2 separate regions of the Homo sapiens genome follow, and region 1 is linked to region 2. A link is a loop called in an ENCODE intact Hi-C map of the cell type or tissue named here. Cell type or tissue: B cell. All regions are shown on one strand. Each heading gives the region's core, and the rest is flanking DNA. Links, peaks and the distances in the headings are about the cores only. Region 1 overlaps RAB3C (RAB3C, member RAS oncogene family). Region 2 overlaps LOC107986381 (a long non-coding RNA gene).

Region 1 (2,815 bases), core at 268-2,767, 1.6 Mb before region 2:
ACACACACACACACAAGCAATTCCTTGGTCATCATTCCTACAAGTGAATAGCATAATTTGAATCAATGGGACAAAAGCCAGTTGTAGTGAGATTATAGTCTGATGTCCCAGAAGTAGTCTGAGAACAAATTTGAAACAAAAAGAGCCTAGCAGACAAATAAATAACAAGTCACATGCAGGTACCAGATGTTTATAGATGGATAGTCCTTATAAATTTAAGATCACATATTTGCCACATATTAAACAGGAAAGCTCCCAAGAATTGAATGCGTACGAGCCATTGACATCAATTTATTCCTTCAAATAATTGTTAGGCAGTATAAATGAAGGCTAATAGACCATTTACAAATGCTGTTTGTTGGCAACCAGAGCCCCCTGGAGCTGCCTGTGTGCACGGGGACACTAGCAGGCACAGTTGGGCTGCGGTGGAGGAGGAGTTTCCTTGAGTCTCGTGTTCTGCTTTGCAGCAGTGATGGCAGGATCAGTCTCCAAACTCTCTGACATTTTGTCGCAGATGATATCCACAAGGCGCTCAAATGTCTGCTTGACATTAATGTTGTCCTTGGCACTTGTTTCAAAAAACTCAAACCCTGGAAGAAACACACAGAAACACATCTTGGTTATTTTGCATTTCTGAAATTAAATGGGACTTGATTATGGCTTTCAATAGTGATGAGGTGATGGTGAGACATCAGTGGGTGGTAGGTTTGGGGTAGGTAAGAGATTAGAGGTGGGCATGAGGTACCATTTAAGCAAATGCTACCATCTCTTACTCCATTAACCATGAACAAAAGAGTTATAAAGTGGAATTGGTGATGTTCACATTTTATTTTTCTCTGTTGATTCATTTGCATTATCAGCATGACTGAATAGATTAAAAATATTCTATTGCAAGAGTTAGTAATGACAACAGTAAGAATCCTCAATACCAAATCTATCTGTAAGAATCTTCAACACTAAATCTAGATTTTCCATCCCTTCCCTCAACCCCTAGCGCACCATGTAGACTCTTGCAATCTTTTCATGGCATTATTTGGCATCTTATTCTGTTTTTATTTCCAGATTCTACCAAAATTTTTAATTTCAATTTTTTAAATCAATTTAAAGCTCAGAAGGCTTGGTGTGCATATTCTGCTGTAAAAGGGAATACCAAGCTCCAATATAATCCAGCTCTAACTTTTCCATGTCTGCCCTGCTGCTGCCTAATGATCGGTCTGAGAGTGGGCTTCTAGTAAATTGTCAGTATCTAAAAGGACACAAGATGGCACTGAAGAGTCATAAGATTTACCTTAAACCTGCTTCAACCTCCTTCAGAAAATTTTTGAGTAGTGTTATTCCAACAGCCCTCCAGGGCTTTGTATACCTCTGCACCTATCAGCTGGGTGCTGATTTTTCCATAGCTTCTGTTATCTATCAGCAGGAATGTTTTTACCAACATCTGGGAAAGGGCACTTGGTAAATTTCAAATGAGCTGCCAGAGATTGTTAAGAAGTTACAAAATGCAGCAACAGTTTCACACTTTCACCTATGTGCCACTGTACCTGGGCAGAAGCAGCCTTAGTATGCTGCTCTGTACACAGTCTTATCACTCTATTGTTTGCATTCACATTCCACTGGCTGAGCTTGCCAGTCAGTTGCCATGACAACCTCCCCACTAGGCCAGCCAGAGATTGCTCTGGTCCATTCAGGGGACGTTGATTTAGGATGTGTTGGGCTGAACATAGAAAGGCTTTTCTAATCCATTCTGAATTTTACACCCTATAAATCCTTCTGGTTACATCTGGCCCTATCTCAGAGGAGCCGCATGGATTCAAAATGATGAAATCATGTGATTTCATCCCAGCTCCTGGGGCCAAAGGAAAAAGAACAGATTAATATTTTGCATCCATGTCAAAATCCCTCAAATAACCTAGAAATACTTATTTTCTTAAATAGTATTGAAGCTAGACAACAAAAGGCAAGTGTCGTGAGTTAAAATCTCCAACTTAGTCGTTATACTATTTGGTTCAATGACTACATCTGAGCTTGAATTTCACTAGCTACTCTCGTTAAAATCCACATGAATAACTGCAGGATTGGGGTTGAAGAACATCAGTAGAGTCAAGGTTCTATAAAATAGAGCTGGATATTTCAAACCATTGTGGCTTGTATTTTTCTTTCCTTTTGTCTCTCTGGACAATGCTTATATGGCTCTCTTATAGTCTACATTTTAAAAATCTGCAGATAAGGCCATCTGGTGTTAACAGAGCTCTCTTTTATAATGTTTGTGCAGTCTTTAGAGCTAGATCGTTCAACTTCCAGTAATTCAATCCAGATTTGGGGAAAGGCAAGCATGGATCTAAGCAAGATCCTTGTTGCTAAGATATCAGAACTATTGGCATGCTTGTGGTGATTTTCCCAGACCTAATGGGAGGATGCTTTATGTCATAAGATACCAAGAACCCACTGAAGAATTCAAGATCCCTGAATGAGCCTTTGAAGAAAAAACATCCAAGAATTTGGTACAAAGGTCTCATTTACAAGTTCAATTTTTTCATCTCTTTTGCTAACACTTCTTGTACTTATTAGTATGATTTGGGAAGTCACTGAGCTTGAACGGTATCATAAAAGATTTAGCCATTATGAAAAGATGATAATCCACACAAGGTTTTATCAAATGTGACTCCTTTACCCTGGGCATCTCAACACCCTATCATCATATTGGTATACAATTTGAGGTCAGTAAAATTATCTTTGATCTCAGAAGCCAACATGATCTCAGCTTCTCAACCTTAACTGGAACCCTAAGAATATGTGGCTATTAAAGAGACAATGT
Region 2 (2,815 bases), core at 239-2,738:
ATTCCCACATGTTGTGGGAGGGACCCAGTGGGAGATAATTGGATCATGGGGACAGTTTCCCCCGTGCTGTTCTCGCGGTAGTGACTAAGTCTCGGGAGATATGTTGGTTTTATAAGAGGAAATCCCTTTTGCTTGATTCTCTTTTCTCTCTTGTGTGCCTTTCACCTTCCGCCATGATTGTGAGGCCTCCCCAGCCACGTGGAACTGTGAGTCCATTAAACCTCTTTTTCTTTATAAATTACCCACTCTCGGATATGTCTTTATAAGCAGTGTGAAAACAGACTAATACAGAGACCCAGCGGGTGGAGACCTCCAGCTCCTCATCCCTCAAGATACAGGAAGTGAGCTGTTCAGGCCGCCTGTTCCCCGACGAGGTGCGTGGTTTTGGAGATTAATGTTAGCGGTCTTTGTGGGAGGCACTAGGAGGGCTCCCTTTAAGAAGCCCAGAGTGCGGAAACACTGATTGTGACATGTGAATGTGCTCCATGAGAAGATGGCAGGTATCGGAACGTGTGGAGGAAACTGAAAAGTAAAGACCGCCTAAAGATTGAAACTACCATTCAGGTAAAAGCAGCCTGACAGCAGACATCCCTTTTTAGAGGATGTTTAACAAACACATCACGTGTTCAGGAAAACAATCTTTCGGCCTTACTAAATTTTGTGCAGACGCTCCTCCGAACAGTGGTTTGCTGCCCCCTAGTGTTCGTTTTTTATTAAAAAAGTTTAACACACCCTGATTAGTCTCTTTCCTTTTCTTCTCAGCCTCTCCAAAGAGAATCATCTCTTGACTGTCACTGCAATAGCCAAATTAAACCACAAATTATGTGAAATTAAAAGCATGGGTGTTTTTATCAACACAGAGCCCCTGTATGACAGTTGTTTAGAACAGAAACATGCTCTTTTTGCCTCTCCTCCAGCCACCACCCACTCCACTACCATGATCAGTAAGGTGGGAAGGAATCCAAAGGGCCATAGGACAAAGCCAGAACCACAAAAGTCACCCTTTCTGTCCCTCCAGCAGGGACTTTTTAAGGAGAGGGCAACTCCCTATCTGAGGGAAGCCATTAGCTATCCCGGAGGTTTCCAAACTGGTTACTGGGGGAACAGTGTCTAAAACACATAGTTCTGAGTCTTAGCCCCAGCGCTGTCTTTTAAAACATTTTATGTTTTTATATACAAAAAGCCTTCTTGTATTCTTTGTATTTGCATTTTAACAATGTGCATATGTCATTCCATATATACGTTAAAATTACTTATTTAAGAAAATGACTGCTATGGCATTTCTTGTTGGACACCAAATTTAAACATTTTTTATATGCTGCACTATTAGGCAAAGGTGATACCGATGCTTTCTCTGACGCCAGGGAGTTTCCAAACCGTGGAAAGCTCTTTGGCCCCCTCTGCTGGTGAGTGATACACTTGTAAAAGAATATCAAAGTCCACTACTGGTGCCTTAGCCAAGAACCTCACCTAAGCTGACAAACATTTGTTGAGGAGTTTCATTTCTGTGAAAGATCCCATTAAGCTCTCCGGGTGTGTTCTACATTCACTGCCTAAGTCAGAGGAAGAGCCATTTCCACTTCATGTTTCTGTAAATTCTAAAGGCCTTTTCTTTCTTCAGCCAATATTTTCATATGCTCAACCAAAATCTTTTCTGAAACTCAGAGATGCCTTTCTCTCATGCTGGAACTATAAATAAAACACCAAATACAGGTTGAGCATCCTTTAGTCGAAATTCTTGGGACTGCTTGGGACCAGAAGTATTTGGCATTTCAAAACGTTTTGGGTTTTGGAATTCTTACATTACACTAGCTAAGCATCCCCAGTAGGAAAATCTGAAATGCCCCAAGGAGCATTTATTTTATGCTGGCCAGCATTCAAAAAGTTTTAGATTTTGGGCCTTTTGGATTTCAGATTTTGAGACTAGGCATACTCAATATGTAGTAAATTTGTAACTTTTTCTTGCTTATCAGGTAAGTTCCAGGGGACAGAAACAAGCTCTCTGAAGACTCTCATTAATCTTTGCTGTCCGAAGCTACCTTCTCCATCTCCTGCTCACCTGGGAGGACTCCCTGGAGGAAGCCAGGAAAGGTGAAAATCCATGTATCTCTTCACATTTGGAGAACAAAGGGAATTCAAGAACAATTTTATGGATTTTCTTTGTTTTTTATTAATTAAGACATGCCTGTTTTAAATTAGACAATAATTTTTTAAATATCCTTCAGATTATAAAATGTAAATTGTCATGGCCTCTTTTAAAGGCAATTCTACAGAATATACTGTAGTCTCTTTTTTTTTTTTTTTTTTTAAGTTTTTTGTAGAAGTGAACTCTCACTATGTTGCCCAGGCTCATCACAAACTCCTGGCCTTAGCAATCCTCCTGCCTCGCCCTCCTAAAGTGCCGGGATTACAGGCGAGAGACACCACACTGGGCCTGAATCTACTTTAAAAATATTTTTCAAATGTCATACACTATTACCCAGCAATTTTACTAGTGGTGTCTCTCCTAGAGAAACATAAACATGCGTTCAAGGAGGCTTGTACACGAGTGGCCCCTGTGGCACTGTTTCTAATAGCTAAAAAATAGAAAGAGTCTTAACTGCCCGTCAGTAGAGGAATGGCTAAATAGATGGTTATTTGCTAAGGCATCCTATGCAGCAATTAAAAAGGGATTAGAGAGTTTACATTTACTAACATGGACACATAACAAAAAAAAGAACCACTGTGGAGTGAAAAGGTATATTATAGAAAGATCCGTACAACGTGGTAGCATGTATTTTAAAAAATTCTGAATTCTCCCCAAGTACATATATAA

What was found. Peaks named below come from ENCODE experiments on the same cell type or tissue, not always from the same donor. Only the 100,000 strongest peaks of a DNase experiment are listed, where the experiment ranks them.
Region 1: it touches region 2 in a loop (15-fold over the local background); 8 of 110 quality-filtered maps call a loop at or near these places.

Annotation. Positions count from the first base shown.
Region 1 is chr5:58,848,939-58,851,753 of GRCh38, reverse strand. It overlaps RAB3C (RAB3C, member RAS oncogene family), which reads right to left. Exons shown (of 5, transcript NM_138453.4): 5 at 1-590. The coding sequence ends at 403. Among named protein-coding and RNA genes, the nearest start is that of PDE4D-AS1, 190 kb to the left of the region's middle. In B cell, for the core only: CTCF peaks have their summits at 1,035 and 1,235 (motif pointing right); a DNase peak (open chromatin) is centred at 1,263.
Region 2 is chr5:57,296,974-57,299,788 of GRCh38, reverse strand. It overlaps LOC107986381 (a long non-coding RNA gene), which reads left to right. Exons shown (of 2, transcript XR_001742513.2): 1 at 1-564; 2 at 1,974-2,815. Among named protein-coding and RNA genes, the nearest start is that of RMEL3, 97 kb to the left of the region's middle. In B cell, for the core only: CTCF peaks have their summits at 707 (motif pointing left), 1,005 and 1,390 (motif pointing left); DNase peaks (open chromatin) are centred at 688 and 1,388; H3K4me3 peaks cover 1,120 bases.